Linked DNA regions of Mus musculus: regions 1, 2 and 4 are each linked to region 3. The links are chromatin loops, found by intact Hi-C in ENCODE. Cell type or tissue: heart. All regions are shown on one strand. Region 1 has its middle 23 kb from the start of Gm46509. Region 2 overlaps Asap1 (ArfGAP with SH3 domain, ankyrin repeat and PH domain1). Region 3 overlaps Gm30563 (a long non-coding RNA gene). Region 4 overlaps Gm30632 (a long non-coding RNA gene).

Region 1 (8,000 bases), 60 kb after region 3:
CTCATGGTGCTCCCTGGGGGAATTATTATGAAGGCACGTGAGAATAGAGTCTGTTTGAGGAACTACTGGAAGTAGAGTAAGATGGGACTTGGATATGTAGTGGACATGAATTACAAAGACCCTTCCTCACTAGGTGGTGTGTTTGGATTAACAACACAAGCAAGGAGAAGTTCTGCAGGTGGTACAGCCATAGTGTATGATGGGCTCCAAGAGTATCAATAGGACAAGGGTGGGCCGTAACTCCCATGAGAGATGTTGGTGCCTACCTCCTGCTTAATGAATTAAATGTGGAACTGTACAGGTGAGTCATATTTAGAAATCGAAAGGAATGGCATACTGTCAGATGTTACAACGTGAATGAAACTTGGAGACATTATACTAAAACAAATATGTGAGTCACGAGAGACCACATTCTGTATGACTCCATTTGTATAAAATGCTCAGAATGGGCGAGTCACCCATGGAGACAGAAAGTAGATTAGTGGTTTCTTGCAGTTGGAAAGGATGGGTGTGGAAGATGACAGCTAGAAGATACTGGGTTTCCTTTTGAGGCAATGAAAAAAAATGTTCTTAAATTGATAGGCCTGACTGTACAATTCTGTGAAGATAATCATAATGATAACAAAGTACATTAAGTTGTACGTAGTCAAAAGGTTGCTCGCATTGCATGTGGGCTATGCTTCAACAAAGATGTTTCAGAAACAGAAAACAGTCTGGGAATGTAGCTTGGTTGGTTGGTAGAGTGCTTGCTTAGCGTGAAGACATCCTGAGTTTGGTTCTCAGCACAGTGTGACCCAGGTGTGATGGGACTGTGCTCTGATTTCAGCACTCAGGAGGTAGAGGCAGGAGGGTCAGAAGTTCAAGGCCGTCTTCAGCTGCATAGCAGTTTAAGGCCCCGTCACAATAAAAATGACAATGACATCATCAACAACAACAAACATATCAACAACAGACAAACCAAAATCATCCCAAACACTTCAAAACACAATATAGAACCTAAAGCAGTTCTGGTGACTCTGAGATCAGTTTTTGAAGATTAGCTTAGCCCTTCTTGCTGCTCATGGTTAGGTCCTTAAAACTTATCAAATCCTGTTCTAAGTACTGTTTTCTTCCATTTCCTTTTCTTCCCTTCTTTCCTATTTTTATGGGAATCTCTTTATCACATTTTTAAAATCCTCTTTCTTATTTCTGCTTTTTTTTTCTCTACCTCAACCCATCTGGGGCTCCTGGTTACTTGTTCTAAGCATCACCCACATGACTAAGCCAGTATGGCTATACCTACATCTATAACCCCAGAACTGTGGAGATAGAGAAGGTAGGATCCAGGGCTTGTAGACACTAGCCTAGCTGCATATTCGGGGGGAGACCCTAACTCATAGAAACAAGGCAAAGAATGATAGGGAAAGATACTTAACATCCTCCTCTGCCTACTGTGAGAATGTGCACACAAGTGTGCACACACAAAGAAATCTGCATCTTTTAATAATATTGAATTCCTAGTTAAACTATGCCATCCACAATTCAGAAAATGACACTGCCTGACTACAACTAGCCACCATCAGGTCCCATATCCAATGAGCATCTTTGGTGTTAGGTCTTATTCGATAGTACACTGAACAAAGCAAACAGGTTTCACGTCTTTGCCAAAGTTTTCAGCCTAATGGGGAGATGAACAAACATAGAAGAGTATAGAACAATCAGCAAGGCAAAGGAAGCACACACAAACACTGAACACAACCTCAGATGCAAATGACTAAAGTAAAGCCTAAGATTGGCTGGGAAAGGACAGACAGGTGTGATACCAGAACATGCTCAGCAAAGAGGAGAGTTCAGGTGCAGGTCCAGATGGGAGAGAAAGCATGTGTTGTCCCCTAAAGAAGGGGGACAAGCCAGTAAGAACCAAGGGAAGGGCAGAGACATGGTCAGAGATGGATTGTGAGCTGTCTCTCCTGACCACGGGTGCTGTTAAAGCATCAGGTCAGGAAAGCGTCACGGGTGCCATTTTCATCTCAGGCAGCTCCAAATCAGCAGGGATTGTCTTGGTCTACTCAAGGCAGCTGTAACGAAATCAAGCAGAGATTTCTTTTTTTTAAAAAAATAGATCTCAAAGCTGGACAGCCCAACGTTTGAGGAGCTCCTGTCTGTTGAGGACTGGCTGGCTGTGCCATCCTGTGGTGGAAAACAGTGGGTAAGAGGTGTGCAAGAGGCAAGAGCTTGACTTCAGCTTAATCAGCATAATCGATTCATCAGAGCAGAGTCCCCATGACCTGAAGACCTCACCTTTCCGCCCAATACTATTGCACTGGGACTTATTTCAACTTGAGCTTCGGAAGGGTTAAAAGTAACCAAGTGACAGGTACCTTGCACGGCTATGATGACACCCAACTCTGCCTTGAGTTTGTTATGTGCTGCGGTCACATCATTTCACCACTCGGGGTCACAGATTTCCACGTAGTAAATGGTGTTAGTAATAACCACCTGAAAGGGTTGTTGTGAAAGCTCACAGCGAGACACATGCAACCAGCTGGCACACGGTAGGTAAATGAACACAGGAATAAAAGAACCATTGCGCTGCACATGCGTATTCACCCTGAGTTTTTAGAGGATCCAGTTTTACAGATGCTCTCTACAGAGGAGAGTTGCTGGAAACCACGTGCAATTTCCCCTGTGGATTTGTATCTCCACAGATTCAGCTCTGGGGACCGTATGCTCATCTTAGGGATCACAGTGAAGATGGGCCTTTTCAGGGGAACAACCAAGTTGGAATGTGGGGTGAAGATGAAGCATTGGGCTCCAGTCAGACCCAAAGTGAACAAAGTGAAGACAGAGTTAAGGGACAGAAGAGCAAGCCTTGAGTATGCCAGCAGACACAATCTTACTAAGATCCAAACTTAGGTGGCCATGCCTCCATACACTGAGACTGCTCTCTACCCCTCAAGATGAGGTCTCTTCCTTGTGGTTTGGTCTCCCTCATGAGTTCATTTAATGGGGGTTTCTATGATTATTGTTTTTTTTTTAATTTTATTTTAGAAATGCTAAGAAGAGGGCTTTAGAGATGGCTCAGCAGTAAAGAGCGCTGGCTTTTCTTCTAGCACTGGCTGCTCTTCCAGAGGCGCTAAGTTCAATTCCCAGCAACTACATTGTGCTTCATAACCATCTGTAATAGGATCTGATGCCCCCTTCTGGTGTGCATGAAGACAGCATACTCATTTGCATTAAATAAGTAAATAAATAGATAAATCTTTTTAAAATGTTAAGAAGAGCACATAAAGGTAGGGAGAGAATATGTCGTGAGGGAGAAGTCTGGGGGTTAGAGGGAAGAGTTAGAGGAGAAATGAGTCACATATATTACATGCACATATGAAGTTGTCAAAGAATGAATAAAAATATTCTCAATTTTCTAAACAACATACTAACATACTACTGTCATCTTTTAAGATGTTGCTACCAGAATAACCTTTCTCAGAGAGACAGAATTAGCCTCCAGTTCTGGCCTCTCTCTTACTTGCTTGTGTTGGTTGACTCATTTCTTTAAGCCTCAGACCTTTTACTAAGAAAACGGGAATCATATTACCTGCCACATAGGTTTACTGGGAGGACTGCATGAAAGAATTCACCGATGTTTCTTAGCACAGGGGCTGGCACACTCTGCTAGTCATTATTAGCATTATCAAAAGGATAATAAAAGCTACCTCGCTTGCCAATTAGATGCGTGACAGATGGTACTTGCATTTATTATTGTTATTATAAAGGAATGCTGGAGTTTTATTGTAATCACTCTGAGGCTGATTGACAGGAAGCTATTCTCTGGGGGATTTAGGGAAGTGTAGCCAGTTCTAGGAAGCACACCCACCTGATAGTTTCCTGGACGTGGATTAGGAGTAACTGGTTCTTCCTGAATTAGGCTCAGGGAGAGAACACTAGCAGTGTGTCCCACCCAGGACAGTGTCTTCTGTCTCATGGCATCTTGGCAAACTGCAACGTATCACTTATTGAGGTCATGGTTGAAGGTCTTGGGAATTCTTTTCAGCCTGAACAATGCGAAAACAACCAGGGCAGCATCGGTGGAGGGGGCAGGTGCCTAAGGCAGCTTTGTACTCACAGGAGGTTATTTCGAAGTTCCACTGAGGGCTTCCTAGCTGAGTCTTGGTAACAACCCTTAGAACTTACTCCAAGGAGCCTGCAAGATGCCCCTTGGAGAAGCCCTTTCTCCCTGTCTTCAAAGGCTGGCCTTTAGAGGATATGGACACTTCTGTGTTCCAGGAAAGAGCCAGGAGGTGAGCTCTGCCCATAATCTCAAGGATTCAGGTATTTGGAGCAAGGGAACCTATCATCTCTCTTTGTATAGGCATCTGGATTCTGACCATGGCCATTAGTACCCCTTCTGTGAGTAGGCCTGAGACATGACTACTTGGAGAATGTGATGAGAGTGTTTCACATTTTAGACAGAATCTGGGAGTCAGGGCCAAGCTAGGCTGGACAGTTGCTATGCCCTTTGTATCTGTGTACTGTGGTCAAGTTACAGCATGGGTCTGAGCCTGGGTGTCCTTATCTCCAAATGACTTTAGTTCATGTGAATCTTGATATGTTTGTATGTAGTTCTATCATTTTGACATTTGTTTTCATTCTTCTTCCACTTTTTGTCTCTTGCCATCTTTTGAATCATTTGCACATTTCTCCCTCTCTCCCTCTTTCCCTCTCTCCCTCTCTCCCTCTCTCCCTCTCTCCCTCTCTCCCTCTCTCCCTCTCTCCCTCTCTCCTCCTCTCCCCCCACCACCCCTCTCTCCAGTGTTGGGGCTGGGGCTCAGGGCCTCGTATTCTCATACTGAGCTACCTAGCCCTGCATTACATTTTGTTTGTTCGTTTTTACAATTTTCTGGACTTAATTATGTCACTTAAATCCATTTGCTGGAATGTTACCCTTTTGCCTGATATTTGACGATGACACATTTGAGACATGCTTTGATTTATGTGAGGTCACAGGTGAACTTGCATGATGCAAATAGGGCCCTTGAAAGAAAAGGCATGAAGTAGAGAGGGAGAGAGGGAGGTAGAGAGAGATGGTGAGGTTATCCACTCTGCTTACACACCAAGAGGCAGCCATGTGAAGACTGGGAGAAGGTAGTGACCACAGCACAATATGAAAACCCTTACAAAACCTATTTTCTCCCTCACCTTGTATATCTATTCTCCAGAACTGTGCAAACTGCTTCCAGTCTGCGGTATTTTGTTTAAGTACCCTGAGAAGACCAAATAATATTCCCTCTGTTTTCTACCTTTAGTAGTTACTCTAGACTTGTGATATATACATGTAACATCTCATACTCTACCTAGAATCAACATTAGACTCTTTCCATGTGCATTTCAATGGTCTTTCTATCCTTCCCCTTTTACATTGTGTGGTCAAATATACTTCATGTACAAATTTTGAAAATCTAGACTGCCAGGATTAATCAGATTTCCTTGTGGCCCTTGAATACAGTGTTTAGAAGTTTAAGAAGAGATAAAAGTCATGTAAAGAATTTGTCATTTCCCCTGGCTGTTTCCAGTACAATTTGTTAATTTTTTTAGCATTAGCTTTTTCTGATATTTCTAATCAAGAAAATAGTATTTTCAGATGAAAGAAATATAAAAGGGATCTATACCTTATGACTGCAACTTAGACATAGCTGCATGAAATAAGCACAATGTAAGTGAATGCACTATTTTCTAAGAACCATATATTTCTATGAAGATGAAAGAATGTAGTTCCATCAGCTCTTAGAGACTGGAACTTATTTCTTAGCATATTCCCAAGTAAAGTTTGTACGTGGGAGAATTCAGCAGCTAGAGTGGGGTCTTCAGGCTTTTGTTGAGAAGAATTCAGTAATGGATTGTGAGAATTTAGGCTGTTGTTTTTTTTTTAAGTTTCTGGACGAAACATTCTTTATATATTAACACAACTAGTAGTCCTTGCTAAGAATCTAGGCTGCCTGCTTCCACTTCTCCCTTAGTAGATGAAGCCAACGGCAACAAAGAGAAAGCCTCAAGTGGCCGGAGGCCTTTCCAATTGTCATGATGAATATGAGGGCTGCAGTTCAAAGGACCAAGGAGCTTCAGACCAGATGACACCATCAGGGGACAACTTCGATGGTTCCAACCTCTGGAGGACACATTATAATCTTGGTCCAAGCAGATTTCCATTCCAGTTCCTTCTTATCTTATGTGTGGTCTGCCAGCACAGTGTTGGACTTCATGCCAAGCTAATCATTCCACCCTGGAGGCCAGCCATGAGGAAGGAATTCCGGATGGAAATCGCTGTTAACACATGGACTGCACCTTGTGCAAGAAACTGTATTTAAGCATCATAAGTTGACTCTTGGCTATGATGTTGTGACCCATGGGTCTAATAGTTATAGCAAAACCTTCACCAAAATCAGGTGGGCCTAACTTCTCAGCACATGGGTCTCAATGACTTAAATGTAATAGCTTAAATATAATGACTTAAACGTATTTACCACCCTAGGAGCCTCTGAAGTCTAAGATGGAAGGAGGTGCCCTATAACATCATAGTGGCAGCAAATTTCACACTAAATCTAGAAGAACTGCTCTAAGCTACAGGGTCAATGGCTTCTCAGGGTCATTGGGGAGAACTGAAAAACACCTGAGCTGACCTCAGTTATGGAGCTCATATCAGCCTTCACTAGTGGGCAGACTTGGGCAATCAGAGTCTGGGAGAAATGGAGTGCCAACCAAGTGAGTGTTGTGGTGTGTCTTCCAAAGCCAAAAGCTCCACAACCAAATGGTAAATCAACATTTCACCCCTTCAATAGCATGCTTCCATTCAATCTTCTGAAATAGTACTGTGACTTCCCTTTTAACTCTTTACATCTCTTTCTAGATATGTATTTTTCCTATATATACCATATATACTATACTATACTATACTATACTATACTATACTATACTATACATACATACATATGTACACACTTTAGAGGTTCTCCCTTTACTTCTGAGATTTTCAGGTGAATCACTCTGTACGTATAGATGATCACTCTACGCTCTGGGAACTATTTTTGGCTAACTGATTGGATGTGGAGTCTTAGATTCCACTCATATATAAATGAATGTGTTTCAGGACTTTATGGAATAGCCCTGGCTTTATTCTCATTGGTAATATCTCTTTAAGTAAATGTCTGTGGATGAAGCTGTTTCTACTATTTCTGAATCTATCTTCATCAATGGTGTGGAAGTACTTTTTTTTCCGAGATAGTGGCTCAGAGGTAGAAGAGTAGCTTGGCATTTGAGGGCCTGCATTCTTCTGTCTCGTGGCTCTGCAGATTCCTTCATGTGATCAGGATGGCTTCTGGAGCGTCTCTGAAGATGGATTGCCTCCCACACAACCATAATTACTGGTGGTCTGCCTGCAAATGAGCTTGCCATCAGGGAAAACCCCAGGGGAGGAAGATGGAGTTATAAATAACTTTATGTTTGGTTTCAATAATAGTTTTTCTAGTATTGTAACAAATTACCACACACCAGACATCTTAAAATAATACACATTATGTTTCTGTTGGTCAGGAGCCTGTGTATGTCTAACCTGCAAATGGAAAGGTAGAAAGTGAATGCTCAGAGCCTTACAAGGCTGGACATGAGGTCTCAACTAGGCTGTGGGATTACCTGAAGCATGGATGGGGCGTAGCATGCACAATCAGGTTGTCAGCAGAACTCAAGCCAGTGTTTGGTTGGTTGCTGGCTGAGTTCCATGTATAGGTTTTGGAGACTTCCCACAGTTCTTATCATATGGCCTCCAGATAAGCTGTTTACAACCTGGCAGATGATTTCAATGTGGCAAATGATTTCATCAGTGTGACTATTTTCTTCACTTGCAGACTTTGTGTAAGAAAATATATTCAATCACCTGTCTTTTTTCCACATTTTAAGCTTCATAGGTTCTACATGAACTCAAGGGATTTGTATGAAGACCTTGGGGTCATGTGAAGGTTTTTTTAAATGTG
Region 2 (8,000 bases), 58 kb before region 3:
TCCCCTAAGTTGATTTTGGTCAGACTGTTCTCATCACAACAACAGAAATAAAACTAGAATACCTAAATATGTCTAAGTCCTTTTAAATCTCAACAGCCTTTCAGAGCAGGAGTGGCCTCAGGAGAGACAACTCCTTCCATGTGTCTCCCACTAGGAATGTTAGAAGTGGAAAGGGTCTTTTAAGAAGCTAACTAGACCAGCCTCACACAAGCTTATGCCTGGTCCTGACAGCAGCCACCACCCAGCCACCCAGCTTGGCTGTATTCTTCGTAACCATGTTACACCTCCATTCTCCAATGGCCATATTTTCACAGGTTAGCATGCCTGGAATAGAAAGCACATTCCTGCCGATGCATTCTGACTTCTGCTTTCTCTGCCAGCACTGTTAAGACATCAATAATGCATTCTGTAATCAAAGGAATCCCAGAATCAAAAGAAATGAGGTATATGTCTAAGCAGCATTCAATACCGTCTACTTAAAGCCAAGCACAGACTATATAGGAATGGCATGATAAGAAACAAAGAGACGAATCCCTCCTTTAGATCTTCCAAAGAATCATGCAAAGCACACCTGGTCCCACAGGAAAACTCACCTGCACATCCCACCCTCCCCCCCCACACCCCCCCCCCCCCGTGTAGCTGCAGTTCATAAATCCTAGGCACGACATTCTTGCATATCTGCAGGGCTAATGAGAAATGAAACCCAACCCTTCACCCTGCTTGTTCACGTAGAACATGTCTAAAGAGAACCCTTCACACTGAAGAAACATGGATGGACTAGAGATCCGATTATCTTCTGTTTGGCCAGATCCATTCATTCCTACACACTAGGTGGCAGATGCTAACAAGACGCCATCCCAAGCTGAGCACTGTCTTCTGATGCAAGCCACACAGGTGAACCTTTAGTTGTGCCTACCTACAAAAGGAGAAGCTACCATAAAACAGAAAAGCGATGCACGTGGCTGGATGGAGTAGCTCTGGGGAGCTAGAGAACAGCAGCATCAGGTTTTGAGGTGGAACAAGAGGCTATCAAACACACAGAAAGGAAGAGGCTCTAAGTGGACCCACAAGGCCACAGCCTAAAGAAACTGCTCATTGTGGGAGCGTGTGTCATTCTGCCTAGCACAGTGCTGCTCCATCCAGAAGGAGATGGCAGTAGAGGTTTGTTATTTCAAGTCTGCTCCTATCTAAAGCTGGGTGACCACAGGCAGATGGGAAGGTTTGCAATTAGGAAGTTCTCAACCTGCAAGTGGAAGCGCAGAAGGAAGAGGCTCTGGAATATGCCGGCTGACGTACCAGAGTATCTGCCTCTCCCCTTACCAGTTTCACCTTTATGAACTGGGTGTTCCAATTTTCAAAGCTCGCTTAATAAGAGTAGCCTCAGGCTAGACATAGGACCTCTGCACCTGGCACTTGGGAAGGAGGATCTAAAGTTGAACTCATAGTCCTTGCCTATGTAGCCAGACTGAATAATTTTCTAAAAAAATCCTTGTTTCAAAATTAAATACATAAACAAGTAAATTTACAGTAAGTTCCTTCAAGGGCCTGCTGTGAAGTAGACCTTCTGGGAAAACATGGGTAACTGACGCTTCCTTTGGCATCCTTTGCCCTTCTACTTCTCAAAAATGGTACAAACTTGGTCTTCCAGGGATTAAACCAAGAGAGGGGATCTATTTCACATGCTGTTCGAAAGTTTCATGACAGCACATAAGAATGTTCTAGTGCTGCAGCTAGAACTCCTGTCCCTTTCCATAGCCCTAAGAACGGCTGCTGCGCTGCAGGTGGTCAGTAGCAACTATTGTTGCCAGAATACATTCCCTGAATCAGTTAAAAAGGGGGTGGGGCTAAGACACTTCTGCTTGAAATGTCAAAATAGGAAGGCGGAAATGCCTTTTAAGTTGCAGGCAATACAAATAACAAAAATGAATTATTAATTAGTATGTACAGTAGACATAATATATGCATAGATATAGATATAGTCTCACACATGCAAGCAGCCTTGCATGCTACTTCCTCCAGCTGGACAAGGAAGCCCAGTGCCATATTTAAGAAGGCTATGTGACCTAGGAACTCATAGTATATGACCTAGGAACACCAGGGCCAGGCAGCTCAACCTTCAAACATCTCTCTGAAAACCTGCCTCTGTTTCTTAGAAACGTTGCTGCTTGCCAACATAGGAGGATCCTCTCAGTTCCAGAAACGGCATTCATTATCTTGGAGTCTAGAGTCTTTGCTTCTAATGACGATGAAACAGTTTCCACTCCGACAGCTGTTTGTCTCCTAGTGTGAAGGGTGTCAGCACAGTGACAGGATACTGAGCTGGGTGCGCCGACTCACTGTAATTTCAGGACAACTCCTTGAGCCACTTGGGGTCACCTTCACAGGACGGCAAGCTGTGGACATCAGGGTGCCACCTGAAATGGAAGGCTGTTGGAAAAAACCTCTCTGGCAAAGCAAGACAGAATTATGGGGAAAGCAATCTGTCACTTCTCTCCACCTTCCTCTCCAGAGAAGCCTTCAGGGAACAAGATGACCCTCAGCCAGGTCTGTGCCTGGTCCAGTGCATGTTCAGTGAATTGATGAATTAATAAACCAAACAAATATCTCATGCCAAGACTTTCCCAGCAGAGTCCAACTCCCAGTTGCCAAAGGATTAGCAACACGTTATCAGGACACCGGTTCCTACAAGCCTCTTGCTTGGCAGTTATGCATGGTATGAGGTGTCCTGACAGGTCCCATCCTCTAGAACCCGCTGCAAACCAAAGTTCTCTCAGACATTAATCCAGTCTCCTCAGTTTCCCCAAGATTTTATCCTCAAATAACAAAGAATTAAAAGCAGTTAATCAAGACAGATGTATTTCATCCCCCAAGGGGCAGCATATATGGCCGAGGCTACTAGCCAAGGAGGGCTACTAGCTCCTTGGGATCTCAACGTGCCAGTGGGGAAGCAACTAGTGCGGAAGCAAGGGTCATACTGTCTCTATCTCACAAGCACAGTGAGGGTTCCTGAGAAGAGAAAGCGCAGCAGAGATATCCTCTCCCAGCATCTCAATAGCCTGACCTGATGGGTACCCTGCTCCCTCGAAATCTTGAATGACTAGGACTCAGATGAGCCACTACATGACCAAAAGGGGAGACGCTGGGCTGGCAATGTAGCTCAGGTAGTAAGGAACTTAGCTGCGCGTGCGTGAAGTTCTGGGTGTGACGTCACACGTCTGAAATCCAAGCACTTCAGAGAGAGAGGAGAGGCGGAAGGATCCAGAGTTTACAAACACGCTGAGCTATAGAGCAAGCCTGAAGCCAACCTAGGCTGTGTGGAACCCTCTCTGAAAGAAGAGTGGAGCGAGAGACCCAATGCTAAAACCAAAGGCCACCATTCCCAGGACAGGCATGTACAAAGATGCATCTGCACCCCGACATGAAGTGCAGAGGAAGGCACACAGCTGTGTCAGGGCCTTTCCCCATGGCCAACTGCAGAAAAACAGCTGGGCACTTTCCAGATTCCCTCAGGGGCCCCGACCGACGACGACAACGACGACGACGGACTTCATGTGCTGGATCAGGACATTCCAGCGTCAGCCTGCTTCCTCTGCAGAGACATTTTCCTGACTTGTTCTGGCAGCAGACACAGGCTGAAAGAACTGCCCTTCCTCACACCACCCACCTCCATGCTGTGACTGATGTGGAAAGCGGTGGCCTGGCAAGGAGCAAACTGGGAAGTCCAGCTTTGCAGAAGGCATACCTAGACATCTCTGAAGAGGGAATGGACAAGCACTGCCTTACTGGAAACAGAAGTGGAACTTACAGACTGACAACTGACCCATAGAGAGTAGGAGAGAATGAACTTCAGCCATGGCTCCATCATTTCAGAGCTCATGGGATATGGTCAGGGAGAATCCACTACCCTACCCTGCTCGCTCTGTCTCTCTGTCTCTCTCTGTCTCTGTCTCTCTGTCTCTCTCTGTCTCTCTCTGTCTCTCTCTCTCTCTCTCTCTCTCTCTCGTTTAGGGGAGACAGGGGTTTTCTGGAAAGCTTGCTTCAAGTGAGTTACTGGCCTGTGGGTGATATCCAAATAAAGCATGATAGCTTCAAGGAGAATAGGCCTCTCATCAGGCAGATCTAGTAAAGGCTGGTATCTGACTATACATCCAGTCTGAAACCTTCTCTGCAACCTGGCTGTAGTAATGAGTTATCTATTCCATGTGTGCCCAGACACCGTTTGGTACAGGCTTAGAGAGGGAATGAAAACTTACCCAAAAGAAAGGAGGGGAGAGGAGGGAGGAGAGAGGATGAGAAAGAGAATCCTTTCTCAGTAGTATTTGTTGTAGAAAAGATGCTCTCTGTGTGTCTCTGGTAGTAATGATAAAGGGGGGATTATCCCACAGGACTATAGACAATCTCACAAGCAACTTCAGCAAGAGGCCAGCACTCAACACTCAAGGACCAGCCATTAGCCAACCTCATAACTTATAGAGCAGCTCTTTACTCTCTGGTCACAGTCAACAAGGAGTCCCCCTAGTAGATGGGAGGAAGAGGGGAGGCTGAAGATCATCTTCCAAGCTCAGCCCAAGTCTCAGCTCTCTCCAGGAAGCCCACACCTTTGCTGAGACTCTGCCAGCCATTCGCTCTTTGCCCCTCAAAACCACATATCCACAGGAACCCCCAGGCTGCTGTTCTAGAGCTTGCGCTACCCCATACCTGGCCACACCTTCCTAAAGCTCCTTGACCTGGCCAGCAAGCACGGAAGAAGCAGCTAAAGGCATGAGTCATTATGAACCCGCAAGTAAAACCACCATGACACACCACTTCACATTCATTAGTTCGGCCACAGACAAGAAAATGGTCCAACATCAAGTCTTGGCAAAGGTCTGCTGGCTGGTGGAAATGTTAAAAAAAATAATAATAATAAATCACTCAACCACTTTGCAAAGGTCTGACAGCTCCTCAAAAAAGTTAAAAATAGTTACCTGATGACTGAGCGATTCCACCCCAGGCATATGCCCCAAGGAATTGAAGACATGAACTCATATAAACACTTGTAAATGAATGTTCATAGCAGCACTTGCCATGACAGCCAAAAAGTAGCAACAGCTTAGATGTCCATCAGCTAGTAAATGAATAAACATTGCAGCCTACCCACACAATGGAATTACTGAGCTATAAAAAGGAATGAAGGGACAGGATGGTTCAAGGCAGCCAAGGTTACCTAGCAGGAACGTGTCTCAAAGAAACAAACCCCAAACAAGCAAACAGCCAGACAAAAGGAATCCTGGCACTATACCACAGCCTGAGTAGATCTTTACAACGTTAATTCTAAAACATGCTGAATGAAAGCCAGACATGAAATCTTACACGGACAATTCCATACACGCGAAGCATCCAGCAGAGGTGCATACATAGAGAAGAAATGACTGGTGGTTGCCAAGGGCTGGGAGGGGGAGAGGGGAACCAGGAGGCATTGTGGCTTCCTTTGTGGGTGAAGAAAACATCTTGAAACTACATAGAAATGATAGTCACACATTATGAATGGGTAAGATTTATGGTTAGTTTCACGTTAATTCTACATCCAGTGTGTGTGTGTGTATGCATGTGAGCCGACCCTTTATGAAATTATCATAATTCAAGGGAGCTGTGTGTCCCCTACTGTAATGAAACAGCCTATTGCCTAGCCTATGGTCCAGTCCAGTTCCCTCATGTCTCCTTTAAGCCAGTTGTGTTCCTTGCAGCCAAAAGCTTAGAATCACTTCCCTGCTGTGTGACCTCAGAGAAATATCTCACTTCTCTGAGTCTTCACTTCATCACTCCATAAAACAGGGCTGAATCATAATACCAGTGTTACTAGGTAAGGTTCAGACTTATTATGATGGCTCCTATGAGATTGTTAGGTGGAGACCCGAGGCTGACTTCATTCACTGCTTGTAACACAAATTATGACAATCTCAGTGGCAGTATGATCCATCTGGTAGAACTGGGTGGGCTCACATCGGGAATGGCAGCTGTGTCACCAGCTTGCTGAAACCCAAACTTGGCTTCTGTCACTCAACTGTGACCTTGGGAAAATTGCTGCTCTGAGATTTGGTTCACTCACTTGTGACACAGGAATAGTTAAGAGGATGGAACGTATCAGTATCTGGAACATGTAAGCTGCCATTGTCATTGTCAAAGAACAGACCCTAGTCATTTGCATAGCAGAGTCTGGTTTTCTATGTCCATGGCCTCCCTCCTTCCTCCCACAACAGTAACTGCTTACAGAGTGTACCCTTATTACTGAGTAGCATCAAAATGAGGTGGATCAGGTAGGACTTTAGCCCCCTCAGACCAGGAGTTGAACATCTATGGTCACAAGCATCACTTTCAAAGAGCTCTGTCTGTTTCTTCACACCTAACACTGCAGCCAACTCTCACCAAGTTTTCTGGGCACACCACCAGACTACATTTCCCAGACTCCTTTGAAACTGAGGGTGATTATGTGTCAGGGTCCTAGCCAGGGAAGGTGGAAATGGGGTAAGCCATTAACAGGCTTTTAAGAAACGGGTGTGTCTTCTCCACTTCCTCCTCAGCCAAGGAATACACAGTGTGAGAAGCTGTAGGACTACAGAAGCAGAAGAGGCCTATGTTTGAGTATGGCTACTAAAGGAATCAAAGATACCCATCTTAAAGGAGAAAAACCACATTTAAAAAAAACACTGTAGGGACTGTTGGTTGTTGCAGTCAACTGCACTGAATTATGCAAGGTTTCATGACTAGCCCCCCAAATACTATATCTGATGCCTACTTATATCAGAACCTGTAGATGCAAATACAACTGTAGTAGGCTCTGTTCTAACAAGGTACAGAATACTAAGGGAGGCAGATAATAAAACCGTCCTGAAGGAAAAGCTGGGCCAAGGAAAATAAATCGAGGAGCAGATAGGGTGAGGTCCACTCTACAGAAAGCGGGCTGGTCAGCTCCCGTAACGTGGGTATCCCAGCTCAGGACAAGGGACATCCTTCCCTGCATCCCAAGTAGACCAATGTAAAAGGCATTCACAGCGAGAGGATCAATCTGAGACCAGAGATGGAGGCATGAGGAGCAAGAACATGAAGGGATGGTGCACCTGCTGCAGGGTGGAGAAAGGAAAAGGCAAAGCAGGAGAGGAGGACAATGACTTTCAGGAGGATGGTGGGGCAGAGTCATCAACAGGCACCTGTGGCAGTTTGGGGACATTTGACTGTGTCATAGAGAAAAGCTGAATGGCTTGAGCCTGCCCATTCCAAGGAAGGCCTGTCTGAGGCGTCCACTTGTCAGCCTTTCCAGGCTGTTGCTCTCTGACCTGTGTGATTCCCATGGGGTGTTTTCCTGGCCCCTCCCTGATCTGAGCTTCTCTGCTGCTCCTCTCAGACTCACTCCACAGTCTTTCGAAGCACTTAGAACTTTTTAGTCATTCCCCCTAAAGCCTCTCCCTTCCTCATTCTCTATGTCCTCAAAGCTCTCTTCCATGAGTCAGCTTCTTAGGGAGGACCTACCTACACTACTCTCTTCAGAAGCCATGGTAACTGGCTGTCACGATGTCAAGTCACACAAAGGTGCGTAGAGCCAGGGACAGAATGAGAGAGCTGGAGGCAAGTGTTCTGGATTTGAATAAAAGCCATTACCTTTGATTTGCGGATTCTGAATATTTAATAACAAGGTTCAAGCCTAGTTTCTCCAGAATGGCTTCTTCCTACTGTTCTTACTAAAATGATTGTGGTGGTGGTGGTGATTGGTGATGCTGCTGCTGCTGCTGCTGCTGCTGGTGGTGGTGGTGGTAGTAGTGGTGATGGTGCTGCTGTTGGTAGTGGTGGTGGTAGTGATGTTGATGGTGATGATGCTGGTGGTGGTGGTGGTAGTGATGTTGATGGTGATGATGCTGGTGGTGGTGGTGGTAGTGATGTTGATGGTGATGATGCTGGTGGTGGTGGTGGTAGTGATGGTGATGGTGATGCTGCTGCTGCTGCTGGTGAATGGAACCTCTAGTTCC
Region 3 (8,000 bases):
GGGCGGCATATTCTAGTGTTCTTGGCCTAATTATAAATGATAACTTAATTTTCACTCAAATGGTTGATGTTTCCACATTCTCTAATGTATTTGGAGAGGCGTACACACACACACACACACACACACACACATAGAGAGACAGAGACAGAGAAAGAGACAGAGACAGAGAGACACACACACACACACACACACACACACACACACACAGAGAGAGAGAGAGAGAGAGAGAGAGAGAGAGAGAGAGAGAGAGAGAGAGAATTGTAGAGGTGGGAAAGGGAGAGGTGGTTTACAGCTTACTGTGGAAGGATTGCTTGTATAGGAGTTTCCCTTTGTATAAGAGATTCACATATTATAACATCTCTCTAGAGTCCCAATTGAGCAGTTATGAGTCATTATGAAGGAAGAAACTAGAGATGGCTGAGGACAGTTTGTTATGGTTTGAGTCTAAATCTAAAAGGTCCCTCAGAGGCTTGAGTCTTTAAAACTTGGATCCCAGTTGGTGTGCTGGGTTTTTGTTTTGTTTTGTTTTGCTTTTTGAGGCAGGGATTCTCTATGAGACCCTGGCAGTCTTAGAGCTGGATGTCTAGACCAGGCTGGCCTAGAACTCAGAGATCCATCTGCCTCTGCCTCCTGAGTGCTGGGATTAAAGGCCTGCAGTATCACCGCCTGGCTGGTGGTGCTGTTTTGAGAGGCTGTGTGACTGTATAGAGGTGAGGGCTGGCTTGCAGAGTAGTAACTTCAGAAGGTTATAGCTCAGCTGGGATCCAGCCTGAGCTCTGCTTCCTGGTCACCAGGATAGAAACAAGCCTCAGTCAGAGGCTTCCACCACTGTGGAGGTGCTCCACATGTCTCCATGGGACACGAGTGTCTGTGTCCCATGAAACTGAGCCATATTAAAGAATCCCTTCATTTATGTCTATTGTGTATTGGGGCACAGTGATTAGAAAAGTTACTGATGGAGATGTGAAAGACTTACCTGTGATAACATCATGAGCACTGGTAATGGTAGCTTACCCTGTGAGTTAGGCACTGACTAAGAACCACATGCATACTGTACTTTTTTAAGTGGTTTTTGCTATATCTCCAGGAGGAGGACTCCTGCCTTGATGTAACTAGGCCATCACACATTTGGCAAGTGGAGCTGTAAGATTTACACTCAAGCTGTCTGACATCAGAGTCTGTGCAATCAAGCCACTATGCCCTCCTCGGCAGACATTAGGCCTCTGACATGTGCCCTGCAAACTTGGAGCATTAATTGAGCACCTATTAGGATCTAGGTACTGTGCCTAGATACAGAGGCAACAGAGATAACAGCAGACAGGGTCCCTGGCCTCTGGAGTGGCAGAGTCTGATGAGCAAAGAGAATAGACATATTCAACCTAATCTCCATGATCAGGGTATAGGCAATGGTATAGGCATAAACTGGGGAAGGGCTGATGTCTTACGCGCGTTCACAACCGGCCAGGAAAGACGCAACAAACCGGAATCTTCTGCGGCAAAAGCTTTATTGCTTACATCTTCAGGAGCAAAAAAGAGAATGGCGAAACCCCGTCCCTTTTAAGGAGAATTATCCTCCGCCTAGGACGTGTCGCTCCCTGATTGGCTGCAGCCCATTGGCCGAGTTGTCGTCATGGGGAAGGCAGAGCACACGGAGTGGAGAACTACCCTTGGCACATGCGCAGATTATTTGTTTACCACTTAGAACACAGGATGTCAGTGCCATCTTGTAATGGCGAATGTGAGGGTGGCTCCCCACACTGATGAGTTCAGTAGAAACTTCCCTCAGGAAGGATGGCTGAAATTGGCCTTAGTGGAGGAAAAATCAGATGAATGTGTGTATGCAGAAGTCAGGAGGATGGGGGGACAGGCCAGATGGAACGAGCCACTGGCACAAACAAGGGTATGGCAGAGAAACTGTCATAGGGTCTAGCAGGAAGGCAGATTAAGGACATCAGAGGGTCACAGTTGCAGAGGGGACTGTGTTTGAAACACCTATAAGACCATTCCCATCCCCAAATCCATCCACTGTCAGGTGACAACTGGTAAGGCATTTATCATATGCTGAGGATATGGTGAGGAAGTGGGGGGGGGAGGGGAGACATAGTGGGTGAAGGTTTTGCTGACTACAGAGACATGTGCAGCACCCAGAGAGGGACTTCGCCCTGGGCCAGCCTGTGCGTCTCTCATGAGACAGCCCAGCACAGAGGACGGCTATATAAGCAAGGGGCTCTTGCATGTTCCCTCTGTCCATTTTCTCTCAAGAGAAAAGGGTCTGAGAAGTGGAAATGCAGAATTTAAGAGTAGCTAGTTCATCTACATTTGCTTCCTTCTACCCCCCCCCTTTTAATGACAATTCTGGGTTCAAATTAATTGGTACCAGGCCTCACCCCAGAAGTCCAGAAATAGAATGTAGCTCCAGGCAGGACCTCAGCCCCTCACTTCCCTGAGTCCTTTAAGTGTCCTTTAATAGCAATGCCTTTCTCCTTGGTTTACTACTTTGAGGGGATTGCATAGCCTGATTAGCATCTTCTTAACTATTACAGCTAGCAGTGACCTTGAAACTCAGTTTTCAATACTGCCCTGTACCATAGTATCCTTTGGAAGGAGACTGCCTGAGGAAAAACAAATTAAAGTCACCTGAGGTAAACCATGAACTTGCTCATGTTTGGGCCACGCTGTCAGCGTTTCTTACTTGCAACGGAGCACATTCTGACAGACAAATATCCCGGGGCTCTATATTTCAACCATCTTGGGAAGAGTGTATGAATACAGAATAGCCATTTTCTCTTCCCGTTAGCTTTTCTCCTCAAAGCTGGGACTCTCTTTGGCAAGTGGTTCTGACCATGGTTCTTCTTGCCATTCTTTTCAACCCTGGTTTTTAAAGATAGTATTGCCATTGCCAGCCTATTCTCAACCCGCAATCCTCAGCTTCCTGAAGGCTAGGTTGACAGGTGCGTGCCACCTCACACAGCCCACTGTTCTGGCTGTGGCTGTAGAGTAAGGGTGGGGTTTGTCCTTGTATTAGAACACAGGGATGACCTACACATCAGAAGACAGTGTTATCAGTGGGTTCTTTGATGACAGTTAGGAGTGTTTTGCGCATAGTAGGTGTGTATTTTCTCCTCACATCTTGCGTTGGTCACTGTTATCACCAGTAAGCATTTGAAGATGAAGCCTCTACCTTGTGTCATCCTTGGTCTTCCTCTTCATCATAGGGACCTACTTTTCTTTTTCTAGCCACAGCTCAGTCAGACTTGCTTGAGTGCAAGTGCCGCTGAACTGCTTATCGGCTCACAGAGGACAGAGAGACCGGCTCTGTTTCTCTCCAGCCCTTGGGACTTGGGTGCTCCCTCTACACAGTCCTCCTCATCAGGGATTTCTGTAGCCCAGCCAACCTGCAAGATCCCATCATAGGAAGTGCCAGGTATTGGAGTGGCAGTTCCCGTATAAGAGACAGTTTCCCATCACAGGTCGACCTACTGTGTGGGATGGTAATGTAATATGATGAAGTCGTAGGCTGTGGTGCTCAGTGAATCTGGGTTTACATTCCCATCTCTAGAGACAAAATGTTCTCAGATTATTTTGGGTAGTGGGTGTGGAGGTAAATGCCAACAGTTCCAGTAACTGGGAGACAGATGAGAAGATCATGTGCATTTAAGGCTAGCCTGGGCTACGTAGTGAGTTTAAAGCTAACCTGTGCTATATAGTGAGTTTGAAGCCAACTTTAACTACCTAGTGAATAGTCTATTGAGAACTTATCTCAAAAAACAAAAGCAAAAACAAAACAAAACAACAACAAAAACCTTAAAAAACAAGTTGCTGAATGTATGTAAATTTGGTCTCATTCCTCTAAGATGCGGTAAATAAACTATTGTGTCCCTCTGGATGGCTGCTGGGTAACAGGAATTATGGGTGACAGAGACTCCTGAAGCTTCTTATCATTGACCCAAGGTTTAATTCTGCTACCATTTCTATGCTTGCTGGCTTTGGGGACCCTGGGAAGCCTCAGAGCATTCTCTGGGCCTCAATTTCCCCACTTGTAAAAAAGGACAACATCATACCCCCCACCACATGCTCATCACAGGACGACCGTTGAGGTTCACACAAGCAGAGCAATGGAACACTCCTCAATTAGATTACTTTTATGAGATAACGGGGAGATGCTGTGAGCAGCTGCTTGAACCTCTGAGAACAGACACTGGAGGGCTGGGGTATAGCTCAGTGGTAGAGCACCAATAGTCCCTTAATTAAGGCGGAGCAAGCCCTCAATACAGTATAGGAAGCAGGCCAGTCTCAGCAATGATGTCACCAAGGAGCCTGGAGAAAGAGACACAGCAGAGATCTGCTTTAGCATGGAGAGAACAGAGGAGAATGGAACCCAACAGAAGCTCACAGGTTCACGGGTTCAACCGTCATAGAGGCTGGTCCTGAGGATCTTTCTCAGGGTATAGCCTGTTGGCTGTAAGCTCTGCCAACAGAGGAGACAGTCGGAGCTGTAGTCCAACTCCCTAATCCCCTCCCTGCAAGGGTTCAGTTGCCTGAGGGGATGGTGGGAATTCCTTTTGCATTGGAATGTACAGTAGGTGCCTTCAGGAAGGACTCTGCCATTAACCGGAAGCTATGTGGGTATAGGCAGAGCCAACTTCAGGCTAAGCTGGCTCCCCTGGGCGGCATCCTGAAAGGGTGCCTGAACCCTGTCCCTGGAGGCAGCCTGGATGGGAGGGAGGTAGCCTTAGTTTCAGTGTCTCCGGGAAGCTGGGTCACAGAACATAGGCTCCCTGGGGAAGGGAGGAGGCTTTCCTGAAGGAAGAACTTTCAGTCCCTCTCTGCCAAATCCCTTGTCTCCATGGAAATGCCAGAGAGGTCCAAACAAGAGGTCAGCTTCCTTGGGGAAGGGCGGGCCAAGCATGCCAGTGAGATGCCTGCCTGTAGTATCTCACTCTGATCTGAGGCACACCCATGACGCTCCACATCTACAGGTCCAATATGGGAATGTCAGTGGCCAAGGGAGTGAGGTGCTGTCTTGGGCAGCCCAGAACAAAACCTGGAAGCTCTGAGATCATCTGGGACCTGGGAGTGACATGACTTGTCTAGGCTACATAGATGTTCCACACATGAGGACCAAAGTCTCATCTTGTGCACCTTCCATTGATCTAGAATAACCTTCCCTCCCTCCCTCCGTCCCTCCGTCCCTCCCTCCCTCCCTCCCTCCCTCCCTCCCTCCCTCCCTCCCCTCCCTCCCTCCCTCCCTCCCCCCTCCCTTTCTTCTTGTTAGCAGTGCTGTTCCTGCATCCTAACTTGCTGAATATTTACTATGTATCAGGTCCTACTCTCTTTCCATACACAACCTTATTACTTATCAGTCCTTGAAGATACACATAGCATCTCTGGCTTATAGATAGGATAACTATCGTAGGAACCTCAGTGTGTTGGAAAAATCCCAGAGCTGATAAATAATCAATCTGTTCCATTAGCCTTGATCACCTGGCAGGTGACCCAGACCCAAGAAATGCCACTTCACCTTTGAGAGTCTTCTGTTCCCTTGAATGACCCCACTCACTGACCCTTCCTTCTTTGTCCACAGGGACTACCGATCTCTGTCAGCTTCTGATGTTTAAATGCACATCTTGTTGTAGAACAAAGACAGCAGAGGAAGAAGCCTCGGGCCCTTTTCAAAATAGCTGTCTAGATTAATAGCGTTCTGCTTTGACTGCCAAGGTAATATCGATGCTGTCTGCAGAATGCCAAGGGACTCTAAATAAATAAGAAGAAGGGAGAAAATAAACCCTTGCATGTTTCTTCTGGAAACTGTTCATGACCCTGCCCACTTACCCACCGATGGTTCTGACGGCTTCTCCATCAATTTGTTTAAGAACAGAAGTGGGAGCTATCTTCTTCTTCTTCTTCTTCTTCTTCTTCTTCTTCTTCTTCTTCTTCTTCTTCTTCTTCTTCTTCTTCTTCTTCTTCTTCTTCTTCTTCTTCTTCCAGAGACAGGGTTTCTCTGTGTAGCCCTGGCTGTCCTGGAACTCACTTTGTAGACCAGGCTGGCCTTGAACTCAGAAATCCACCTGTCTCTGCCTCCCGAGTGCTGGGATTAAAGTTTCCAGTTTCTTGTTTGGTTTTGCATCTTAACACGGCGGTTTAGATGCTGGCAGTAGCTTCCCTGATTTGATCTGCCTGGTCCTTGTCCTGCAGATATCTCGTCACAGTATGGGGCTGCTGGCTGGCTGTGGCAGGCTGACAAACCTTAACACTGATTTCAGCAAGTGCTTGGCTAGAGCTGTCAAGGTTCTTCTCACCAAGTTTGACCTGAGAAACAGCAGGCTTGTCCTCAAAGGCCCCAGCGTACCACTTATAAATGCTACCAACCATTTATTTTCCTTTCCTGGGAAATACAGGGGCCAAGAGCCAGCCAGAGTGTTGTCCAGGTTCTGGGAGCTTGCATCACCCCTGGGTAGGATGTAAAGGCAAATGATCCTGTGGTGTATTTTCCACTTGGCTAGTAATCTGTAGTGCCCACCGTGATGACAATTTGTATAGCTGCTTAAAGACCCTTGATAATGGATATTCCTTATGACTGATGTCACTGCCCCCATGAAGTGGTTTCCATACCAGGAGGTGGGCTGACCCAATAATAATAGCTTTCTTTGAACATGAGAAAGCAGACAGTCAGCGAAAAACTAGAGGTAGGAACTGAACTCCAGTGAGCCTTTCTGGTGAAGGAAGAGACATCCTGGCCTCCAGGAGTCCCCCTACCCCCACCCCCCAGCCAAGGGAGCTAGCCTACCTAGAGCTGGAAAATAAGGAGAGAGGAAAAGAAGGCATCTCTGCATTCACCTGCTTTGTCCATTTTTCTGGGCAAGGTCTACAACATCCTCTATCCCTATCCTATATGTAAGCATGCAAACACACACACACACACACACACACACACACACACACACACACACACGGGGGGGGGGGAGGAAGAGAGAGGGGAGGAGGATGGGGAGGGGGAAGAGAGAGACTTATTCTTGGAACCCTAGTAAGTCACATTAATGTTTGGAACATGGGATATACCTCTAATAGCCAGTGTTTTTAGGCAGGTAAACAAACAAACAGCCCAGAGATGTAAGAACTAATAATGAGGCAAATGATTATCAGGTATAGATATAGCCTTTATAGTTACTAACCTAGGATATTCAATTAAAAGTCATCTTTAGCAATCAAATACAGCATGATGTCTGGGTGAGAAAATCAGTTTTTTTCCAGCATAATAAATAGATAAAAATTTTTAAAAAGTCAATTTAGAGTAACTATGGACAAATTAGTTTTCATATCAAGTTATGTTACCATGTATATGAAGAAAATAGGCACAGTTCAGTGGTAAAACACTTGCCTGGCACATACAAAGATCTGGGTTCTACCCTTGTAACACACACATGTGTGCATATAATATAAAGATGCCATTGAGGATTATGTACAAATTCACAAATAAATAGAAATAAATATTTATAAGAGAGGTGGCTCCATACTCATACTATACAATGTCTGATGTTCCTAAATTAATCCTTAAATTGAACATAATCTCAACTTTAAGAATACATTTTTGGTGCAATTAGCCATAGTGAGGCTTATGTGTAAAAAAGAATTCATTGATAACATATACAGATTCTGAAAAACCTAAGGTAGACTATGCTTGAAAGCTAATGGAGCACACAGTAAAGCTAAAATAAAATGAGCGGTTTGGTAATAGCACATAACTGGACACACCAGCAAAAAACTTAAGTGGGGTCTAGGAATAGGCTCTGATGCATCAGAAATGTGGTTAAGAGGATTCCTCAAATGGTGGAAACAGGGGGATTATTTTAAAATTGGCATTGTGTTCAGACAAATGGAAGTCATCTAAAATGACATTCTTCCTAGTTCCTATACAAAAAAAAAATCAACTCCAGATGAAGAAAGGTTTTACATTTAAAAATATTCATCCAAAGTATTAAAAGAAAACACGTATTTAAATA
Region 4 (8,000 bases), 120 kb after region 3:
GCTCTCAGGGGACTGGACCTCTTTGCTTTCTTTAGAGGAAATGCATCTTGGTGTGCAATATTACAAGTCAAGTCTCAAAGTGGCCTGCAGGCTCAAACCAGTGTACGTATTAGGATTAGGCTATGAGAGGTGTTTATGTATCAAAGAGTCAAAGAAGGACCTATGGAGATGGCTTAGTCAGTATGTTCTTATGTACAAGCTTGAGAACTGAATTGAGCAAGGGGGGAAAAAAAACTAGGCGTGGTGGTGTGCTTGTAATCCCAGCATGGGAGACAGTAGGCCAGTCACTCTAGGCTAGTTCAGTGAGTGATCCTATCTCAGTAAAATAAGATGGAGAGTGATTGGAAATCCCCCATGTCAGCTTTTGGTCTATAAATGTAAGTACATACATGTGTACCTTCCCATACATGTGTAAATGTGCACACTCACACACACACACACACACACACACACACAGAGAGAGAGAGAGAGCACCTACAAAGAACAAAACACACTAGGTATTTTGTGATAAACAGTGGTGATCATTACAAAACCACTTCCTCTGTATCCCCTATAACTAGCCAGGTAAGAATGGATGGTTTCAGACTTGACTTAGAGGTAGGGCCTTTAGTTTTAAGACTCCAGTAAGGTCATAAGCTAGGAAAAGTTCCAGACCTCGATCATTCTCATAGCTGCTCACTAACAATAGTGCTGATAATGTCACTAGACTTGTTAGAGTCAGAGGCTGGGTCTTGGAAGCCCTCACAAGCTAGGCTCAGCCACATGTCCTCAACAGAAATAAGGAGGTGACAGTGTAGTAAGGAGAAAGGAGATTTATTCAATGTGGCCATACTGGAAATAGAAACAAATAAAAAGATCCAAACACCTCCTCATAGTCCAAGCCCATATTAAGGTCTTAACATGAGGTTTAGGTTTAAATAGAGTGCAAGAAACACATGAAACTGAAGAATTAAGATCAAAGTGTGGACACTTTGCCCCTTCTTAGAATTGGAAACAATCACCCATGGAAGGAGTTACAGAGACAAAGTTTGGAGCTGAGACAAAAGGATGGACCATCTAGAGACTGCCACATCCAGGGATCCATCCCATAATCAGCCTCCAAACGATGACACCATTGCATACACTAGCAAGCGTTTGTTGCAAGGACCGTGATATAGCTCTTTCTTGTAAGACTAGGCTGGGGCCTAGCAAACACAGAAGTGGATGCTCACAGTCAACTATTGGATGGATCACAAGGCCCCCAATGGAGGAGCTAGAGAAAGTATCCAAGGAGCTAAAGAGATCTGCAACCCTGTAGGTGCAACATTATGAACTAACAAGTACCCCGGAGCTCTTGACTCTAGCTGCATATGTATCAAAAGATGGCCTAGTCAGCCATCACTGGAAAGAGAGGCCCATTGGACAGGCAAACTTTATATGCCCCAGTACAGGGGAACGTCAGGGCCAAAAAATGGGAATGGGTGGGTAGGGGAGTGTGGGGGAAGGTGTGGGGGACTTTTGGGATAGCATTAGAAATGTAGTTGAGGAAAATACGTAATAAAAAAAAATAAAAAAATAAAAATAATGAGTTCTGAAAAAAAAAGAAATATAGCAATAAAAAAGGATGCTTAGTAATTTAAAAAAATAAGTAAACAGAGTGCAAGAAGTATGTTTAACTAAGCAGTTCTGGTTAAGTGTGTCCCCATTTGACCTAATGAAACTCCAAAGTTTCTGCAAGGCAAAAGACACCATCAATAAGACAAAAAGACCACCAACAGATTGGGAAAGGATCTTTACCTATCCTAAATCAGATAGGGGACTAATATCCAACATATATAAAGAACTCAAGAAGGTGGACTTCAGAAAATCAAATAACCCCATTAAAAAATGGGGCTCAGAACTGAACAAAGAATTCTCACCTGAGGAATACCGAATGGCAGAGAAACACCTGAAAAAATGTTCAACATCCTTAATCATCAGGGAAATGCAAATCAAAACAACCCTGAGATTCCACCTCACACCAGTCAGAATGGCTAAGATCAAAAATTCAGGTGACAGCAGATGCTGGCGTGGATGTGGAGAAAGAGGAACACTCCTCCATTGTTGGTGGGAGTGCAGGCTTGTACAATCACTGTGGAAATCAGTCTGGCGGTTCCTCAGAAAATTGGACATAGTACTACCGGAGGATCCAGCAATACCTCTCCTGGGCATATATCCAGAAGATGCCCCAACTGGTAAGAAGGACACATGCTCCACTATGTTCATAGCAGCCTTATTTATAATAGCCAGAAGCTGGAAAGAACCTAGATGCCCCTCAACAGAGGAATGGATACAGAAAATGTGGTACATCTACACAATGGAGTACTACTCAGCTATTAAAAAGAATGAATTTATGAAATTCCTAGGCAAATGGATGGACCTGGAGGGCATCATCCTGAGTGAGGTAACACATTCACAAAGAAACTCACACAATATGTACTCACTGATAAGTGGATATTAGCCCCAAACCTAGGATACCCAAGATATAAGATATAATTTGCTAAACACATGAAACTCAAGAAGAATGAAGACTGAAGTGTGGACACTATGCCCCTCCTTAGATTTGGGAACAAAACACCCATGGAAGGAGTTACAGAGACAAAGTTTGAAGCTGAGATGAAAGGATGGACCATGTAGAGACTGCCATATCCAGGGATCCACCCCATAATCAGCATCCAAACGCTGACACCATTGCATACACTAGCAAGATTTTATTGAAAGGATCCAGATGTAGCTGTCTCTTGTGAGACTATGCTGGGGCCTAACAAACACAGAAGTGGATGCTCACAGTCAGCTAATGGATGGATCATAGGGCTCCCAATGGAGGAGCTAGAGAAAGTAGCCAAGGAGCTAAAGGGATCTGCAACCCTATAGGTGGAACAACATTATGAACTAACCAGTACCCCGGCACTCTTGACTCTAGCTGCATATATATCAAAAGATGGCCTAGTCAGCCATCACTGGAAAGAGAGGCCCATTGGACTTGCAAACTTTATATGCCCCAGTACAGGGGAACACCAGGGCCAAAAAGGGGGAGTGGGTGGGCAGGGGAGTGGGGGTGGGTGGATATGGGGGACTTTTGGTATAGCATTGGAAATGTAAATGAGCTAAATACCTAATAAAAAATGGAAAAAAAATAATAATAAAAAAAAGAGAAAAAAAAGTGTGTCCCCATTCATCATTGACCCATCATTGTCTGGACCCCTGTCTGTCCAGCAAGGTAGTTTGATAAATTGTTAGAATCATAGAAAATCTTTCTGGGAGAAAAGTTGCCCATCTGACTGGCACAGGTTTTCAGCCTTTTCTTTCTCCCAGCATGAGATTCCTGGGGGGAATTTCCAGGTACTTGAAGACCAGTGTGTCTGAGTATTACATAGTCTTACAGTCAAGGGGGGAAGGGCACAAGTACATCTCTTTAAATCATCTTTGCTCCACCTGGAGGACAATGAATCTGCTTTTTGCAGTCCTGTCCCCCTGCTTTTGATTTCTGTGATCACTGGTTGAAGTATGCTCAGTGTAGGACCATATGCCTTTTGCACACATTGTTGCCTTCAGTTCCTTCATCAAGGGCTCAGTGGACTTGCCAAGGGCCAAAGCTAGGAAGTAGAAGGAATGGAGTTTGAACCAAGACTGTACTCTTACCTCTGTACAGACTTGCTTCCTGGGGCACAGCTTAGCCAATCCTCATTTCTGTGCTGAACCAGTGTGCTACAAGGTTGAATGAGGCTGAGGTGTCTGACAGATGGGCGTGGCAATTCCAGGGAGCTGTGAGAGGCCCTTGGATCTTTCATTCAAGGCCCCTCATCTCCCACTGTTTGTTCTTCTCTCCACCTCTCTGACCAGGAGAGAAGAGTTTAAAATTACAACTTAGGCAAATTTAAAACACTGAATTAGTTGGCTATAGCACCCAGATTTTCTTGTGGAATAAGAGGCCAGAAAGAATGATGGACACTTAGCTAAGTCTAATTTCACATTGGTTGTTGCATTTATTGCCCCTCTATGACGACTGCTACATCATCATCCTAATCACCAAAACTTCCCATCAGCATCATCTCAGCCTCCTCACACATATCAGGATCTCCAGTCATTTATCAGCCAGTACCAGGACATATATGTCTGTTTTTACTGGCACAGCCATCCATTCCATCCCTTCACGACCACTCAGACCATCCTAGACACTTCTGCTATATGACCATCATATACTCTCTCCAGCAGTAGCAGTGGCAGCAGCAGGAGCAGCAGCTCACCATGGCAACTACCAACATTGTCATCATTCACTACCTACCACGCCCGTCATATATCTTCTATTGCCTTGGAAAATCCATTCTGAAAACATTACCACCTTGTTCATACATTTATGTATGAAGCTCAGATATTGTTTTAGTCCCAGCATGGCTTTTGCTGTCTATTTCCCATTCTCTTATTCACTGTTTGTGTCCCAGAGCTCTGTCCACCCCAAGCTAGAGGCCCTCTTCTGCCTTGTCTTATTTCTGGATCTGTATACATCCTCCAAGATGGAATTTCTTTTTTCTTTTTTTCCCGTCCTGAATAATCTGGCTATTCCCCTGTAGCTAAGGAACTGAGTGTCTCTTGAGACCCTGGGGGCTGTTAGGCTTTTTACCCGGCAGCAACAACCTCATATGGCAGACTTTATCATTAATGATACCTTTGAGTATTTTATACATGCCAGCTTCTCATTCACCCGAGGAGGGAGGCAGGGAACCAGATGACCAAGCATTCTTTCTAGTTCCTATATCATAATTATCACTTGCTGAGGGAGCTGGTATGAGATGACTTTAGCTGATTTACAGAACTATTTTCTGGTATGGGCTGCTAGCTCGTTGCTGAGGCAGAGGGAAGATTCAGTGGCAAGGTGCCCTTTCTATCTTGCTACTTCTAGAAGCAGCAGCTTCTGCTTTCGAGTCAAAGCCTGGTGGCCTCTGGGGGGCCAGACAAAAACTTATATGCTTTTCAAAGCATGAGTCATTGGTCTTTTTTGTGACTGTCCTCTGTTTTAAGAACATGGTAATTACTGAATCTGGGAGCACAGCTGTCCTTGGGGTGTGTATCAAACCATCTGGTCCCCACGATGTTCCCAAGTTACTTTCGTACCCAGTGGGCTTTTGTTTCTACCTTGTGAATTCACCTGATCACCACATCGACTGCCTGCTCATTGTCCTCTGTTGTGTCTTTGGCATGTTTCCTCTTATTGTTTGATGGCCTAGACAGCCCTGCCTGATGTTCCTGAGGTCACTGCATTAGGCAATATCCCAGGAACAATGATCATAGTGATATTTTTAGAGAAGGCCATGTGAGGCGATGGAAATTGTACGCAGTGTTCAGTATCCATGCCTGTGATTCAGATTTGGGCTCATCCACTCATGCGCAGGCTAAGTGACCTGAGTCTGAAGGGCCTCAATTTCCCATGAGACCATCTAACATAATGGCACCACCCGAAGAGTTATGGTGATTAAATGAAACAACAGAGCATTTGATTTAGAGCAATTCATAGCACTTACTAGATCCCTCTTTTTTTTTTAAAGCCAATTTAGTTCCTACTCCTCTTGAGCTTTCATTATAGCATCTTGATTGGAGAGAATTAAAATGCAGTTGAGATTGCTTTCCTGAGAAACCAAGGGACAATATTTCTCAAGCAATTATCTCCAAAGGAGAGCTAACCTGGGAAGAAGGATATTTACATAAGAGGTGACTCAGTCTCTGGGTGATTTATGTCTCCTGTATACACCATGCTGGGAGGGGGTTGCAGACATGGTCTCTACCCTCTATGCAGCTCTCTTTATAGTTGTGTCCACCTGATATTTTGCACATATCCATCAGTGCTGTCAGAATGAAGGGGCAAAAGAACTAAGCAGCTCCAACCCATCATTCATTGTTGGTGAACCAAAACTGCCTATGGTATCTCGGAGGTCTAGGTTGAATTCTTTTCATGTTCCTAGCTGGTTTTCCAATATTGACAGGTCTGTTCTCTTACTAAACCCCAGTTTCTTTGTCTACAAATAGATGTAGGAAATCTTACTCATCTTCAAGATGATTTAAGTGTGAAGGGAGGAAAGATCTGAACCCCAGTTGCTTCATAATGAAGAGTGAATTGCAGCATAAAATGGAAAAGACCAAAGCAGGACTCAGATATAGTTTTGTGGTCTATTACTAAAACAATTAGAAGCATTTTATGGTGCTTGTTGCCTTCCTCATTAGACTGGTTTCTTTCATATATCACATGTATAGGGTTTCTCATGACCTACCTCTGTCATCTTGGATTAGACCCTTCAGGCTAATATGATTGCTTCTGGGTCAACCCCTATAACCACTTGATTTTTCTTCCCACTCTGAAGCTAGGACTAGTGCCACTCAAAGCCTCTGCTAGGCTGTGAGGGAGGTATGAAAGCTGAGATAATGTTGGGAAGACAAATACCATACTACTCAGAGAAGCATTTTTAAGGATCAAGGAACTGCCATGATAATACTTTAGCTGGAGGTTTTTAAACATTGACCCAGGCAGGCAGAAATTCAACTTCACAAGTAGAACTAGCTATCCCTCCTAATACATACCAAATCTCATTCCCAATGCACTTCTCAGATTTCTCATTCTATTATCTACTTCCTGCCTGTCATTATTATTAATTTATATGGCTGGATCAATAATGGTTCTCCTTCCTCACTCGTTTTCTAACCACCAGATCTGCAACTGTTACTTACATAGATGGTAAAAAGACTTCAAATATTAGCCTAAAGATTTACAGATTATGTAGGTAGATTACAGATAATGTAATCACAGAATCCTCCTAAGAGTGATATGGAGGAGGTGAAAGATGGTGAGATCAGGGGTTGGAGTGCTGGGATTTGAAGATGGTGGAATACAAGTCAAGAAACACATACTAAACACTACAGAGGGGAAAGAAATCAATTCTATCTGCTCACAGCCTCCAGAAGAAGGCAATCTTGCTAATACCTTTAGTCCAATAATGTGAATTCCAGACTTCCAGTTTGTAAAACATATGACAATGGATGTGTATTGCTTTAAGCTGCGACTATTATTATTATTATTATTATTATTATTATTATTATTGTGATAATTTGTCATAGTACCAATAGGATAGTTATACAATATAAAAATAAGAGCTACCCTATGTCGAGCCAGCTGCTCAGCTAAGTGCTTTTGTATTATTTCACAGAACTCTCACAATGACAGTTGGTGTCTGTGGTTGTTAGTATTCTGTGTCAATGGACCAGATTGAGATTTGTGAGACATACTCTTTCACTTACAGAAAGAAAATCTTGTGGGATAGAGGTCCCTCGATCTAATAAAAGAGAAAAGGAGACAACCAACCAAATACCAGCATTGACTTTCTCTGCTTCCTCATCCACCATGGCTTCACAACAATCGCAAACTGACCCCTGACTCCACCCGGAACCTGAGCCCAAACAAACCCTTTCTGTCTAACGTTGAGTCTGTCAAGTGTTTTGTCACAATTTAATGGTAATTGTTGCCATTAAAGCTTAATTCATTCATGCTCAAACAGAATAAAAATGATGTGCCATGTTTTTCTGAACACACATTCTTCAGACGAAGGCTGTCTAATGTGTACAGACATCTGAGGGCAGAGACAGAAACTGCCACTTACCGATCTATGCTGTCTGCTCAGAGAACATTTCCCTGTTCCTTTCCTCACCTCTTGGCAACCTTGTGTCTGTCTGGGGCTTCCTCAATAGACCAGATTCCCACTGTTCTGAGCAGATCTCCATCCTTATGCCTGGCTCTGTACTGTCCCATGACCATCCTTTTCTCTTTCGTCTCAGCTAGTAAACAGTATCTCCTCCATCCCATCTCAATAGTCTCAAATTTAAAGCATCCACCGAGATCTTCTAGTCCCTGTGGCTGGCTGTTTTACTGGATTGGGACTCTTGTTAAAGGTGGTGTAATCAGGGAAGTTGTCTTAGGTAGGGTTCCTATTGCTGTCAAG

What was found. Hi-C counts contacts between places; a loop is a spot of excess contacts. Peaks named below come from ENCODE experiments on the same cell type or tissue, not always from the same donor. Only the 100,000 strongest peaks of a DNase experiment are listed, where the experiment ranks them.
Region 1: it touches region 3 in a loop (7-fold over the local background); 5 of 42 quality-filtered maps call a loop at or near these places.
Region 2: it touches region 3 in a loop (1.9-fold over the local background); 3 of 42 quality-filtered maps call a loop at or near these places.
Region 4: a loop joins it to region 3, with 2.6 times the contacts of the local background. A loop is called at or near these places in 3 of 42 quality-filtered maps.

What each region holds. Positions count from the first base shown.
Region 1 is chr15:64,476,954-64,484,953 of GRCm38, forward strand. No RefSeq gene overlaps it. Among named protein-coding and RNA genes, the nearest start is that of Gm46509, 23 kb to the right of the region's middle. In heart, no CTCF peak of the experiment used is centred here; DNase peaks (open chromatin) are centred at 3,878 and 6,158.
Region 2 is chr15:64,359,270-64,367,269 of GRCm38, forward strand. The region is part of intron 1 of Asap1 (ArfGAP with SH3 domain, ankyrin repeat and PH domain1); the gene reads right to left. Among named protein-coding and RNA genes, the nearest start is that of Asap1, 20 kb to the right of the region's middle. In heart, no CTCF peak of the experiment used is centred here; DNase peaks (open chromatin) are centred at 2,402 and 3,572; H3K27ac peaks cover 363 bases.
Region 3 is chr15:64,417,113-64,425,112 of GRCm38, forward strand. The region is part of intron 2 of Gm30563 (a long non-coding RNA gene); the gene reads left to right. Among named protein-coding and RNA genes, the nearest start is that of Gm30563, 29 kb to the left of the region's middle. In heart, no CTCF peak of the experiment used is centred here; a DNase peak (open chromatin) is centred at 4,829.
Region 4 is chr15:64,537,349-64,545,348 of GRCm38, forward strand. All of the region lies in intron 1 of Gm30632 (a long non-coding RNA gene), which reads left to right. Among named protein-coding and RNA genes, the nearest start is that of Gm30632, 7.3 kb to the left of the region's middle. In heart, a CTCF peak has its summit at 4,966; a DNase peak (open chromatin) is centred at 5,293.